Linked DNA regions of Homo sapiens: region 1 is linked to region 2. Evidence: chromatin contacts called from ENCODE Hi-C or POLR2A ChIA-PET data. All regions are on one chromosome and are shown on one strand. Each heading gives the region's core, a stretch centred on a gene start or an enhancer-like site at or near the end of the contact. The rest is flanking DNA. Distances are from core to core; before and after follow the strand shown. Region 1 overlaps LOC400499 (putative uncharacterized protein LOC400499). Region 2 overlaps CLEC16A (C-type lectin domain containing 16A).

Evidence for each region. Hi-C counts contacts between places; a loop is a spot of excess contacts on that map. ChIA-PET counts read pairs that join two places held with the same protein, here RNA polymerase II (POLR2A). Pooled maps may share reads with other maps.
Region 1: a pooled map shows a loop between it and region 2 (1.9-fold over the local background). The contact joins two enhancer-like sites. A Hi-C loop is called at or near these places in 2 of 50 pooled maps. POLR2A ChIA-PET finds 5 or more read pairs at or near these places in 3 of 52 experiments (BJ, CD8-positive, alpha-beta memory T cell and WTC11).

Annotation. Positions count from the first base shown.
Region 1 is chr16:11,495,818-11,502,671 of GRCh38, forward strand. LOC400499 (putative uncharacterized protein LOC400499) reads right to left here. Exons shown (of 67, transcript NM_001370704.1): 9 at 6,260-6,363; 10 at 4,987-5,152. Among named protein-coding and RNA genes, the nearest start is that of LITAF, 88 kb to the right of the region's middle. RefSeq lists enhancers at 1,529-1,578, 1,556-1,850, 2,342-2,890, 5,624-6,555. Within about 2 kb of position 1,251, at least 33 of the 41 ENCODE cell types and tissues checked have a DNase peak (open chromatin) inside an H3K27ac peak, as active enhancers do.
Region 2 is chr16:11,072,450-11,080,211 of GRCh38, forward strand. All of the region lies in intron 19 of CLEC16A (C-type lectin domain containing 16A), which reads left to right. Among named protein-coding and RNA genes, the nearest start is that of CLEC16A, 130 kb to the left of the region's middle. Within about 2 kb of position 6,247, at least 20 of the 41 ENCODE cell types and tissues checked have a DNase peak (open chromatin) inside an H3K27ac peak, as active enhancers do.

The sequences.
Region 1 (6,854 bases), core at 1-2,500, 420 kb after region 2:
GGTAAGGGACGTGCCTCAGGTAGCCCACAGCTATAGATAGAACTGAGACTTAACCCAGGAGAGGCTGGCTCCCAGGCCAGGCATGATACCAACACTCACGGCTTCTCAAAATGCAAATTCTGGGCTCACTCTAAAATCCAGCCCTGGGGCCCTGGCTGTGAACAGGGGCCTCTGTGCTAGACCCACGTCACTCCAGAACAGGGACTGCTTGGCAGCTGTGGAGAAATAAAATCTCTGCCTAGCTCTGTCCTTTTTTTTTTTTTCTCGAGATGGAGTCTTGCTCTTGTCACCCAGGCTGGAGTCCAGTGGCACAATCTCAGCTCACTGCAACCTCTGCCTCCTGAGATCAAGTGATTCTCCTGCCTCATCTTCCTGAGTAGCTGGGATTACAGATGTCTGCCACCACGCCTGGCTAATTTTTGTATTTTTAGTAGAGATGGGGTTTCACCATATTGGCCAGGCTGGTCTCGAACTCCTGACCTCAGGTGATCTGCCCACCTCAGCCTCCCAAAGTGCTGGGATTACAGGAGTGAGCCACCACGCCCGAGCTGCCCAGCTCTGTTCTTTCTCTGGATTCGTGACTCTTCACCAGATCTGTGTTACTACGCTAGGGTGTGAGCACACTGTGTGAAGGTGTGAACATAAGCATCTGTGTGTGTGCATATTGGTGTGTGCTGTAGAATCCTAGTGCTTGTGGGTGTGTACGTTCCCACTTGGGTGTGCAGGTGTCTCAGCGCACTCGAGTACCCTAGTATGCGTGTATTTCCTGGTGGATGCCTGTGCACACGTGTCCCCATGTGGGCATCTCGTGTGTCCCATTGGATGTGTGCATGTGCCCATGCGTCCAGGTGCGTGTGTGTGTACTGTGTGTCCCTTGTGTGCCCACGCACAGCCCAGTGTGTCTTGGTGTGCCTATGCATGTGTCCAGGTGTGGGTGGCTGTCTCCACACGTCCCACTGGGTGAGTGTCCTACTGTGTGTATGTGCATGTCCTGCCATGTCTTCACATGTGCATACACTGGGGTGTATATCTGCATCTCCAGGTACGTGAGTCTTGGCGTGTATGCCTCAATGTGTGTGTGTGTGTGTGTGTGTGTGTGTGTGTGTGTGTGTGTGTCTTGACAGGTCTATGGTGTGGGTGTGTGTCCGTGCATTTCCCCATGTGGGTGTCCTGGGAAAGCCTGCCTCAGTGTGAGCCTGCAACAGTGTGTGTAGGTCTGTGTGTGTACACGTGATCCAGCATGTGTGTGCATATCCCTGTGTGTTTGTGTGTCCCTGTGCCTTGGTGTGAGCCTGTGTCAGTGTACGTGCAGGTCTGTGCATGTACACATGATCCAGTGTGCGTGTGCACGTCCCAGTGCAATGGGTGCCTGCTTCAGTGTGTGTGGGTTGTGTCCCATGTGTGTACACGTGCGCTCAGGATGCATGCGTGTGGGTCTTGGCGTGTGCATCTCACTGCATATTTTCTTTGTGAAAGGACAGGGGTGTGTGGAGCCTGGAAAAAGCACATTCAATGTTTCCCTATATTTGAGCAAAGAAAACAAAGCTGTCTGTTTTCTTAATACAGAGCAGGGCAAGCGGGCTTGGCTGGGAGGGCAGGGGTTATAAAAAGACTAAGAAGCTCTCCGGCACATGGGAGGGGCCGCCTGCTGGAGGTTCCCGCCTCTGACTGCTTTGCCCAAGAAAGGCGGCGGGGGCACAGACAGGGCAGGCTCGGGCCTGTCCCAGACCAAAGCTGGAGCCAGAAGCCTGGTCACAGCCTGCAGGGCTGTGGGGCAGGCTGGTGCCACTTGGCTGGCAGAGAGCCCAGATCTGTGAGCCACTTCCGGTGGCCCTGCCAGGACAACTGGGCCAGCATGAGGCCTGGGTGCTGAGCAGTCCACACAGTAATGACCCAGTTGGTTCTGTGTATGGCTGCCCGGGGGATGAACCCAGAAGGGCCAGCCTTCCCTGTTTTCACAAAAACCAGAAACCACATCGCAAAGAGAAGAACAAACAATTTTGAAAGGGAAATAAATTTAAAAAAAAAATGGGAGGAGAAGAAAACAATCTTAATGCAAAAATCTCTAACGAAGGCTTACTTACACTTCAGTTAGAAGTCTGTTTAAAATACTCACTTTTTCATTTTTAAAGATGGAAAAATAAAATTACCCTCAAACCTGTGACCCTTATTAAGCTGATTTCACTTTTCCAACATGATTCTAAAGCTCAGTCATCATGCTCAAACCAACCCTCCCTGAAAAGCTAAGAAAACAGAACTGGGAGAAGACAAGCCAGGAAGCACTGGGACCTGGGGGAGATCAAACACCAGCTACAAAGCATCAAGAAGCCACACTTCACCAACATGAAGAACTTTTGTTCATTGAAAGACACCATTAAGAAGGCCGGGCGCAGTGACTCATGCCTGTAATCCCAGCACTTTGGGAGGCCGAAGCAGGCAAATCACATGAGCTCAGGAGTTCGAGATAAGCCTGGCCAACATGGTGAAATCCCATTTCTACTAAAAATACAAAAAAATTAGCCGGGCCTGGTGGTGTGCATCATAATCCCAGCTACTCAGGAGGCTGAGGCACGAGAATCACTTGAACCCGGGAGGTGGAGGTTGCAGTGAGCCGAGATTGCGCCACTGCACTCCAGCCTGGGCAACAGAGCGAGACTCCGTCTCAAAAAATAATAATGATTAAATAATTAAATAAATAAATAAAATTAATCCGAAATTAAAAGTTCATTAAAATACTCTCTCCCTGCTTGCCCCTCACTCCCCACTTCCCACCCCCCTCCTCTCCCCAGGCTTCACGAACCCGGTGCATTCCCAGAACCTGCCAGGGCTCATGCAGGGCCTTGCTGACTCGATGACAGAACAAGAAAATACAGCCCAGAGAGGCATGAGCTCTGGCCTGCACATGGAACATCACATGTGAGGCAGGTAGAGGAAGCTTCTGGGCTCCACAAGCCGATCGATGCCACCTGCTTGGCTCAGTGCTGTGTCCCAGACTAATGGCAACAGCCACTTCCCTCCGCACACACCATACAATTCACCTGGTCTGCAAGGTCATTCTACAAAATAGTCCCATTGTCCAGACGGGGAAAATTGAGGCCTGGGAAAGTAAAGTACCTTGCCCAAGGTCCTGCTGGTGAGGAATGGGGCTGGGATCTGAAATGAGGAAGTCCAGATGGGTTTGTGCTCTTAGTTACTGCACATGAATCGAACATATGTACAAATAAACGAGTGAAAGGAGGAAGGGGGGGAGGGGGGAAGGGAGGAAGAGGGGAGGGGGAAGGGAGAAAGGGGGCAAAGAGAGGAAGGGGGGAAGGGAGGCAGAGGGGAGGGGGGAAGGGAGGCAGAGGGGAGGGGGGAGGGAGGCAGAGGGGAGGGGGGAAGGGAGGCAGAGGGGAGGGGGGAAGGGAGGCAGAGGGGAGGGGGGAAGGGAGGCAGAGGGGAGGGGGGAAGGGAGGCAGAGGGGAGGGGGGAAGGGAGGCAGAGGGGAGGGGGGAAGGGAGGGAGAGGGGAGAGGGGGAAGGGAGGCAGAGGGGAATGGGGGAAGGGGAAGGAGACAGACATTTCCAGGGAGATGGGCTAAGCCCAGGGCAGGTCTTGGGTGGTTCTGGCATTCCTGGTGGCCAGCGTGCCACCTGCTAGGCTGTGAACTGTGGGTGATGCCTCTTGGGACCCAATCTGGGCCTGGCTCTGAGTCAGTGCCTGATTCTTGTCTGCTGAGCAGAGCCAACAACACAGTCTACCTGGAACAGCCCCACCTCAAACCCTGCGGTCAGGGGCCAGAAGGCAAGGGCTCCCTATATTCCACCTGGAGGGACAGCCAGGGCTGGACCAGCTCCAGGGGCTCTCAGATCCTGGTAGGGTCCATTCTACCAATGCAGGGGTCTCTGATGCCCCCAGGGACCCCAGCTGCCTGGCACCAGCTGTGTCTTCACTCCCGCTCCCTACCGATGCCATCTGACTTGGCACTCACTATTAGCCGGGACAAGATGGGGAGTGACAGGTGACACCCCCTTGCCCAGGAAAGTGAGGACACACCCCAAGGTCTCAGGTCAGAATTGAGGTGAAGGGCAGAGCAGCTGCAATCCCTTGGGCAAGCTGCCCTACCTCTTTGGGCCTCGGTTTTCTCACCTGCAAAATGGGGTTGATGAGAGCACCTACTTCATAGAGACACCTCAAGGGTTAAATGAGACCTCCACATATCGTAGAAATTATTGACCTCATCTCACACAGATTTCCTAATCTCCAGACTCATTAAATATGTGTGTTTATAAATATAATAGCTCTGATTTCAAGTGCTCAGATTTAGTGCCAGACACCAGGAGAACCACTTCACACACAGCATTTCATTCCTCACTATAAGACCAGGATAGAGGTACCACTGCCATCCTCCTTATAGAGACCAGAAAACAGTCGGGCGTGGTGGCTCACACCTGTAATCCCAGCACTGTGGGAGGCTGAGGTGGGTGGATCACTTGAGGTCAGGAGTTCGAGACCAGCCTGGCCAACATGGCGAAACCCCGTCTCTACTGAAAAAAATACAAAACTTAGCCAGGTGGGGTGGTGCATTCATGTAGTCCCAGCTACTTGGGAGGCTGAGGCAGAAGAATTGCTTGAACCCAGGAGGTGGAGGTTGCAGTGAGCTGAGATCGCACTGCTGCACTCCAGCTTGGGCGACAGAGCAAGACTCCGTCCTAAATAATAATAATAATAATAATAATAATCAGAAAAGAAGCTCAGGAAGGTTAAATCACTTGCCTGGGATCACACAGGTGGGAGGCACATTGCTGACCCTTGAACCCGGAATTCTCTGATACCAAAGGTTGCCTTGAACCCGCCACAGAAGCCCAGGAGGATGGGTGGTCTGGCCTCCTCTGCTTATCCTACGAGGGGCTGGCACAAAAGAACTGATCACCTCCCCCACATCTAACCAGCAGCCAAGCCACGGAGGGAGGACACCGGGGCCCCGGGTGGGGTGCAGGGACTCACCAGCAGCATGTGGACCATAGCATCTGTGGGCTGTGGGAGGAAGGCCAGTGATGAGAGCCACGCCTCCACCTCGTCTGCCTCCACCGCGGCTGATGCGATGAGTTCCTTCATGAGGCCCACACAGTGCTCCGTCCCACAGGAAGGCAGGGCATCCAACAGTGGCTGCCTGAGATCATCAAGGCGACCCACACGTGCTGAGCGCCTGCAAAGCTCATCTCACCGAAGTCACCCGGGGGTAAACTGAGGCTCAGAGAGGTACGGTGCAGACATGCCCACCCTCACACCTTGGGAGGGGCTGACCCGGGTCTGGGACCCCGCAGTCTGGCTGAGGCCCGTGCTCTCAGCACAGCAGCACCCAGCCCAGACCCCGGCAGCTCTACCCACCCAAGAAACACTGGTGTGGGAAAACACAAGTCCGTACCCAGTGCTCTGCTGAAACCCACCCAAGCAAATGTCACCGAGAAGGGGTAAAAATCCCTAGCGGAACAGGAACCAGCAATCAGCAAACAGTCCCTAATTTAAACCTCGAATACTCAGCACAACATCAGGACATTTATTTTTTCTTTTTTTGTGAGTTAGGGTCTCACTCTGTCACCCAGGCTGCAGTGCAGTGGTGCGATCACACCTCACTGTAGCCGCCACCTCCTGGGCTCAGGTGATCCTCCCACTCAGCCTCCCAAGTAGCTGGGACCACAAGTGTTCGCTACCAAGTCGAGCTAACTTTTAAATTTTTTGTAGAGATGGGGGCATTGCTATGTTGCCCAGGCTGGTCTCAAACTCCTGAGCATAGCCGTAAGCTGACTGAGTTAGTGCCTCAGAGATTCCCCTCTGAGATTGGGAGTCTCTTTACCCGCCTTACTAGCCCCAGATCAGCAAGGTCTGGGTGGTGGAATGCCGGCCCTGCCCAGCACCCCCCAGCCCAGACTCTCCACGCCCCCAGCAGGAGGGTACCCTAGGTGCATTGGAATGCTAATTCCAGCAAGAGGGTCCCTGTCTGGGGAAGGGAACAATGGCTGTCTTTATCCGCCAGGCCCTTCAGCTTCTGGTCTCAGGCAGGATAGAGCTTGGACCCCGTGGGAACCTCCAGGCTCCCCACTTAATCTCCTTCTTGGCGCACATTCTCAGACTGAAGGACAAGTCAGTGTCAAGGGGACGGGATGACGCATCAGCATCCATCCCTCACTGGGAACCCAGGACAGCACGAAGACTCCTTTAACCCAGGGATGCCCCCAGCCAGCTCCTAGTCCATCCCCCACCCGGAGAGGGACCTTACCCATTGTCTCGGCATTTGAAGGAAGAATATTGCCAGAGTTCCATCAGCTCACCCCCAGAAAGGCCCTGGAGCTGGGACACCAGTGTCAGGAACAAGTCCATGGCCTGCGATTCAGAGGGGGCAGCATGAGACACCCAGCAGTGCGGGGGATCCCCGAAGGTCACCTCACCCGTCCCCTGCCTGTAAGCACAACCGTGGGGAAAGTGGGAAGGACCTACCACCTTCTCCCAGGATGTGCTGAGACCCAGTGAGATGAAGCTCCAGGTCTGGCTTCTCCCTCACTGCACCCCAAGCCCCTACAAGCATACAAGCTGGCTCATTTTTCTCTGATTTAGCAGGTATTTATTGAGCACCTACTATGTGCCTTGCATTGCACTCAGGATATGGCAGTGAAAGAACAGGCATAGTGTCTGAATCTGTGGCATCTAATAAAACCCCAATAAATGTTCACTATGATTGTAATATAATTATTCTAATGAGTCTTAGCATATTTCAAATATTTAGCGAGGTGGCAATCTTTTCCTACATAATATACATACTCTTTTTTTTTTTTTTTGAGACGGAGTCTCACTCTGTTGCCCAGGCTACAGGGCAG
Region 2 (7,762 bases), core at 4,997-7,496:
GAAAATCTTCAAAATAAAAAGGAAGGGACGAGAGAGAGAGAGATAATCCAGTCCTTGAAAATCCAACATTTAATAGATGGGGAGTATAATGTTTAGGAACTGGAGCCCCAGATTTAGAAAAGCCTGGGTTTTAACTCCTGCTGTGTGACCTTGGACAAATTAGTTAACCTCTCTGAGCCTTTCTTCCTCATCTGTAAAGTGGGTCTAATAGTGCCTACCTCAGGACTGTTCTGTTGATTAAAAGAGAAAAGTCCATCAGAAATACTCAGCATCACACTAAGTGTACACAAGTGTTTGTGATAGAAACAGTCATTACAATTCTTCCTCTTGACTGCATATTGGGCACTGAAATATGTCTGTTCTCTTTGGAGGGTTCTTTGTCGGAATCCTAACAAAGCACAGCCTCGTGACTGCTTCTGTCCAGGGGACACATTGAAAAGCAGAGGAGGTAACACAGGCTTGTTAACTAGATAATAAGGTTCTTGGAAAGATGACTTTCAGGAAAGTGGGTGCCGTCTGATTGAAGAGCTGAAACCACAGGATGGGGTGGGAACTTGAATCAGACCCAGATGGCTCCTTGGGGGCAATTTAGTTCAAGCATCCAGGCATGGGCCCTGGAGAAGCGGTTTGCTTAGTGCTGACTCTGAAGTGGACTAATGTTAACATGAAACCCAAGAGGCAAGTATGTACATGGCATTCAAAGAGTTGGATTGCAAGGCGAGTGTGGTTTTGTGGCACTTTGGCCTGTTCTCTGCCCCCACCCCCGGGGTCCCGTGTTTTTGTCTTTAAAGGAAGCACAGTCCTCAGTCCTCATGGGGTCGCTCCACAGGTAGACATTTAATGGAGCAGCTGCTCATCACCCGACCTGCTGACTTGGAATCACTCCCAACCCTCCTCCAACCTCACGATCGGGGGATCATCAGCTCCCTGGACTCCACAGCTCTGCCCCATCCCTGGTCTGGCCTCTCCACACCTCTCCCCTGCCCAGTATCTCCCCCATTCTACCCCAGCCCATGGCCTTGCGCCACGCTGCTTCATCCATCCTGATGCCCAGTATGTAAAAGGCGCCTAACCCGCCATCATGTCCCTGCTTGTAAACTCTCAGATCCTCGCAGTGCAGCGGCCCAAGCTACCCACGACACTCCTCTTCTCCCATATGTCTTGCTGCATCTGCCCACACAGTGCCCAGGCTGCTCACAGGCTCCTGGACACAGCCTGCCTGCCCTTGTCGCCCCTGCCTGGATGGCCCTCCCAGCCTCCTTCCTCCTGCTCCACGTGCCTTGTGCACATTTCAGATGTGCGCTTACCGCTCTGTATATCCCTAGGGCCTGGCACAGGGCCTGGCACATAGTAGACACTCAAGGCTTCTTGGATTGAACTGATTAAAGCTTTAGCAGTCACTGTAATTATTCATAAACACTGAAGGACTTTCATTAACATAGAAATAGCATTTCCAAATCTCATCTTGAGTAATTTCAGGCAGTTGGATTGTGAGTTAGAAAAATGATGTTTGTTCATCATTAACATACATTTGAATAGTCAGGTTCCCACTGCAGACTTTTGTCCCCCTCTAATGACATATACCAAGTATCTTAAACCCATCTTGGCATTTTCTAAAAATGTAGATTGTTTTGATTTCAACGTTTGAGCTACCCCAAATTATTTAACCTCTCTAAGGGCTAAAATGCTTCCTCTTTTCTTCTCTTTTTTTTCTTTTTTCTTTTTCCTTACCCCACTTTGAGGCAGGCACCCTGAACTTGACAGATTGGGAAAAAAATCAAGTTTCAGTTAAACCACCAATTCTCTAAGGAAATGGAAAACATGGAATTCACAATGTTTCCCCTCTCTATGAATTAAACTTCTTCCCTGTGTACTTGATGAATAATGTTGCTGGCCACTTTTCAGAAATGAAGTAGAAATATGGAGAAATGAAATTTGTATCCTATAAACTGACTGGAAATGGGATTGTAATAGAGCTGTCAGTTTTGTTCAAGTGGAAAATTTTTAAGTAAATCCAATTGCAGTATTATTTGGTTCTTTTAAAGGAGAGGGTGATGTAGCTGTTTCCTGTGTATTGATTATTTGATTGGTACCTGTCTGCTGGACCTATTTTTTTTTCCTCAGTGGCATTCATTGATGTGGTTTAATGTATATTCCTGTAATCTTTCCCTGTTTTATAAACTTACAATCATAATTGAGCCACATTAGAGAGACATGTTCTGCTGAGATCACAAGGTCACCTAATGACTGTGCCCTCTTTTGTTGTTGATGTATTGAAGTGGCTCTAGGACAGTTCTTCTGAAAAACACACACACACAAATTATTCTTTTTTCCTTTACAAAGCAGGATTTCTAGATTCAATTCTATGCATTAGAGAAATGAGGCATTTGAGTAGTGGAGACTGTTTGAGCTTTTTTTGCCTATTAAAATTATTGTTTTTAAGCCAGGCACAGTGGATCATGCCTATAATCCCAGCACTTTGGGAGGCTGAGGTGGGAGGATTGCTTGAGCCCAGGAGTTGGAGACCAGCCTGGGCAGCATAGTGAGACCCTGTCTCTACAAAAATTTTTTTAAAAATTAGCAGTGAGTAATGATTGCACCACTGCACTCCGGCCTGGGCAATCGAGCAAGACCCTATCTCAAGAAAAAATATCTATATTGTTTCTGCTGAAGGCACTCTACAGTTGAAATACTTTTTCAAAATACCAGTCCTTCCCACACATTTGGAAATGGGACCATGGTTTTGATTTCTCACAAAGGAAGGGACTTAGTGGCTTAGATTTGCTCAAAAAGCAGTAACTTCCGAGGCACATCAACCCTTGGGATGTGGACAGCTTCTGGGTGCAGCTGCACCAGAGGGCTTCCAGGGAGGGGCAGGGGTCCTGCTGGCGGTTGAGTCCCAGCCCAGCACTGTGACCTTGGATATGTCTGTGTGTGTGTGTGTGTGTGTGTGTGTGTGTGTCTGTGTGTGTGTGTGTATGTGTGTGTGTGTGTGTGTGTGTTTTGAGACATGGTGTCACTTTGTTGCTTTGGCTGGAGTGCGTGGCATAATCATAGCTCTCTGCAACCTTGAACCCCGGGGGCTCAAGGGCTCCTCCCACCTTAGCCTCTAGAGTAGCTGGGACCACAGGCATGTGCTACCATGTCCAGCTAATTTTTAAATGTTTTATAGAGATGGAGTCTTGCTATGTTGCCCTGGCTGGTCTCAAACTCCTGGGCTCAAGCGGTCCTCTTGCCTCAGCCTCCCAAAGTGCTGGGATTACAGGTGTGAGCCCCTGCGCCTGGCCTTGGCATGTTTTTTGACCAGGGGGAGGATGAGGTGCTTGGGAGGATGAGATGTCAGGAGGATGAGACGCTGCCTATCAGTGTTTAGCACTGTGCCTGGCGTCTTGATAGAGCCCAGTTGACGAGGGCTGGCAAAGAAGCTGGTTTTTGGGTTTCTCATCCAAACCCCACTACTCCTCTGTCAAGAAATGATCACTCTAGTTATTCAGCCAAACCTTGGAATATCCTTGTTTCTTCTCATCCCTGTGACCAAGCTCTTAGCAAATCCTGCCAGCTTAAGCATCACATAGATAGAGAACCCAGCTCCGTCTCACTGCCTTTAGCTCCCCTGCAGCTGGTGGGGATTCTAGAAAACTGGGACTAGGGGGTCAGCTTCCTCCTCTGCCCTTTCCACACCAACAGCCAGTAGAATCCTTTTAAATAGACGTCAGACCCTTCAGTGGTCCTGGCTTCCCATTGTGGTGTCAGCTCACTGTGCCATGTGTGCCCCCCATCTGCTCCTCACTGTGCTAGCCCAGTCATACGGAGCTCAAGAGATTTCCCCCTTGGGCCACCGGCTTCAGGGTGCCCCAAAACCCCCACTCTGCCCCACAGGGCTGCCAAAGCCAGCCTCCTTGACAACATCTGGCTGACGGGGAGGGGAGGGCAGTAAGAGCCGCCACAGAAAACAGGAATTCATGGGGGGAGTGGGGTTGAGGATTAACGTTGAGTTTCAAGACATCCCTCGCTCCAGCCCACTCTGTGAGCTGTCTGGGGCTCCGCCTACACACAGCTCCTCACCCTGAAGCTGCTGGGTTCCCCTGCATCACACGCCCACCTTCCCCAGTGAACCCAGCCACCAGATTTGACACAGGATCCGGTGATTGCTCAGGCCTCAGGAGGGGAGGGTTGCCTTCTGGCCCTGATATCTGATCAACCACAGAACACCCAAAACAAATCTCTGAACCAGTGACAGACAGCGCGACCTTTAAGGAAGGTGTAAGTCAGGAGAAGGCCATCTCTCCTATACATCACCTCTCCCAGCCCAGGAAGCTGGCCTGCCAATTGCCCCAGAGTCTGGCCCAGCCACTGACCAGGTCCACCCTGCCCTCAGCCAATGCACACTCTCCAGCCCACCCCAGGGCCTGCTGGGGAGATCAGGAATCGAAGAATGGAGCAGCACTTCCTCCCACCCTCTTGTAGGAGGGAGATGGGTTCTATTCAGATTAGGCAGAAACGCTGAAAAGTATTGTGACCTTGAATCCTAAATCCCCGTTAAAGTTGAGGCTTAGGAAGCACCTGAAATCACAAGGACTGATCATTAGAATCTATTTAAAAACAAAGAGCAGGGCCGGGCACAGTGGCTTAGGCCTGTAATCCCAGGACTTTGGGAGGCTGAGGCGGGAGGATCACTTGAGCCTAGGAGTTCAAGACCAGCCGAGGCAACATGGAGAGACCTTTTCTCTACTAAAAAGGTCGGGCGTGGTGGCTCATTCCTGTAATCCCAGCACTTTGGGAGGCTGAGGCGAGCGGATTGCCTGAAGTCAGGAGTTGGAGACCAATCTGATTGACATGGTGAAACCCTGTCTCTCCTAAAAATACAAAAAAATTAGCCGGATGTGGTGGCATGCGCCTGTAATCCCAGTTACACCGGAGACTGAGGCAGGGGAATTGCTTGAACCAGGGAGGTGGAGGTTACAGTGAGCCAAGATTGTGCCACTGCACTCCAGCCTGGGTGACAGAGTGAGACTCTGTCTCAAAAAAAAAAAAAAAAAAGAAAGAAAAGAAAAAACATTAGCCAGGCGTAGTGGCGTGTGCCTGTAGTTTCAGCTACTTGGGAGGTTGAGGCGGGAGGATCACTTGAAACCTGGGGAGATTGAGGCTGTAGTGAGCTGTGATCGAGCCACTGCACTTCAGCCTAGGGGACAACGTGAGACCCTGTCAAAAACAAAAAGAGCAAAATCCTGATTTAAGACTTAAGAACTCTGGTGGAGGGTGTGAGGGGTCTCTGTATTGCTGGTGACCAGCACAATGCGTGGTGCTGCAGGCGGCCTGGACAGATTTTTCAAATGAATGTCAAATGTTGTTCATACTTCTAAACTTTTAAGAAATGTACAGAATATGGCTAGGCGCGGTGGCTCATGCCGGTAATCCCAGCACTTTGGGAGGCTGAGGCAGGCGGATCACTTGAGGCTAGGAGTTATGACTAGCCTGGCCAACATGGTGAAACTCCATCTCTACAAAAAAAAACGTGTGTGTGTGTGTGTGTGTGTGTGTGTGTGTGTGTGTGTGTGTGTTTAGAGAAATGTACAGAATACTGAGCTTGGGACATGTAAAAGCATAAATTTTCATTTTTACTTTGACCTGCCTGAAAATAGAAGTGAAAATGTGTTTGCCACAGGGGAACCGCTCTAGGGGCATCTGATTTGCTCCTAGGCCAGGCCAGGACAGAGCTGTGACCAAGCGTGAGGGTGGGTGGTGCGAAGGCCCTGTGGTTTCTGGCCCAGCAGGACTTTGAAAACAATCTGTACCCAGACCTCACTCCAGAAGGTTCTGAGTCACTGGCTCCGGGGTGGGGCCCTGACATCTATATTTTCAAATGCTCCCTAAAGGATTCCATTGCATAGCCAGTGTTGAGAACCATGGGATTAGACAGAGTGAGGAATGTTCTGGAACTCAGCACTCAGTGTCTGCTTTGCTGCTTTCCATGAATTCTAGTTCCCTCTAGGAACTCTCCTTGCCCACCTGCTAATCAGCCAGAGGCCATCAGGAAGGCTGGCTTTGGTAGCATGGTACAGCAGTCACATCTCTCTAAGTTCCAAAGTCAGTTTCTCAGGTGGAAACCACCTGCCGTCCCAGTCACCCTCACAGATCCCTCATGGGTGAATGACATTTCTCAATGAGGAGTGGGTCCGGCACAGCCAGTCTGAACTGCAGGGCTGCAGTAGACCCCGTCGTTGAGCAGGTTTTAGAGGAAGAGGTTGGCCATGTCAGATGAAATCCTGGTTTCTTTACCAGGGAGAATCATGCTGGGCACTTTGAGGGGCGCTCAAGGGATAGGCAGGAAGAGCCAAGCCCATGAGGGAGGCAGATTCCCATCTGCCCCTAAGGTTCCCTCATGGGTCTGGCAGCCCGAGAGGCCTGTGGTATTTAAGCTGTTTACGCTTCTCTCCCTCTCCTCTCCACTTTCCTGCATCCGTGTAGTTGAGTTTGTGGAAGTTAAGCTTGCATACAGTGTGCCTCTACCTGACTTGAAGACAAATCACTTGCCCTCTCGAGCCTTGGGCACCTGTCTTGAGAGGAAGGGCCTGCGTAATAGGTTGGGCCTCCTGGATGCTCCCCAGCCCTGCAGCCCTGCAGCCCCACACACAGCTACATGTGTGCTCAGAAGGTAGCTGAACCCATTCTGTGCTTGGCCTTGTGTATAATCACTTGCATGGGCTAGGCAGGAGATTCCCTTGCAGAACTTGAAACTCCCTGCAGCACTGAAACTCCAGCCATCCCTATCTCTTGTGGTTGTTCTGAACCAGTGCCAGTCTTGGAAATGGCCTGTTTTGTTTCAGGCAGTCATAAAAATGCCTTAGGAGTAGAGACTGTCCAGGCCAGAGTCAGCCAGCCAGACCATGGAGGCTCAGAAGTTGTTGGGGCTGAGCTGGCCTCCCCCAGTCCTCACAACTTTTTAGTCATTTGCTAATAATTAAGAGCCAAAAGTTCTCATCCCATCTTCCCTCCAGCCTTTGGACTGACTGGGATGCCACCATTTTTTATACAAGGTTCAAGGTGAGATAGACTTTCTTTCCTTTTCCTTCCAAATTCTCATGTAGAAAAGCCGCATGCAACTTCCTGGTTTTTCAACTTGGCACATCCACATTATCTTTTTGCATTTATCTTTTTTTTACTACCTATACCCTGGCCTTTGAATTTTATAATACACTTTGCATTTTTCTAAATGCAGTTGGGGTTTTCCAGAGCTGTGCAAAGCCAGGAAATATGCATGTCATTTAAATGACTCCGGTTAACCTTTAGCCTTTAACTGGTTTCTCATAAAACTCGACTCTCTCCCAGCTATGGTTTGCATTCTTCAGAGCAGCAAAACTGATGAACATCTACAGCTTTCACTGTTCCCTGCTGGGCCCCCTTCCCTTTGCTGCCTCCAGTCTGATGAGCCATGCTGGCAGACTCTGGGAAATGTGAGTCCCAAGCAGTGTCTAGCAGAAGGTTCCAGACTAGATTGATGCAGCCCCTGTTGCCACTTCCTGAGGTCTCCCAGGGCCCCTGGCTTCAGCGGCTTCCCTTCCTATCATGGCATCTTGTTCCTATCATAGCACAGTAACCATAATAGATCCCATCTGTTTCCCACCAGAAACACAAGATCCAGACTGCAGATTGCACACTTGACTGTAGACAGGGACTCTGAGTGTTTCCTCACCCACTCCCGTGCGCGTCCATCCATCATTTGCTGAATGGTAGGCACTGTGCTAGCCACCAGAAACACAAG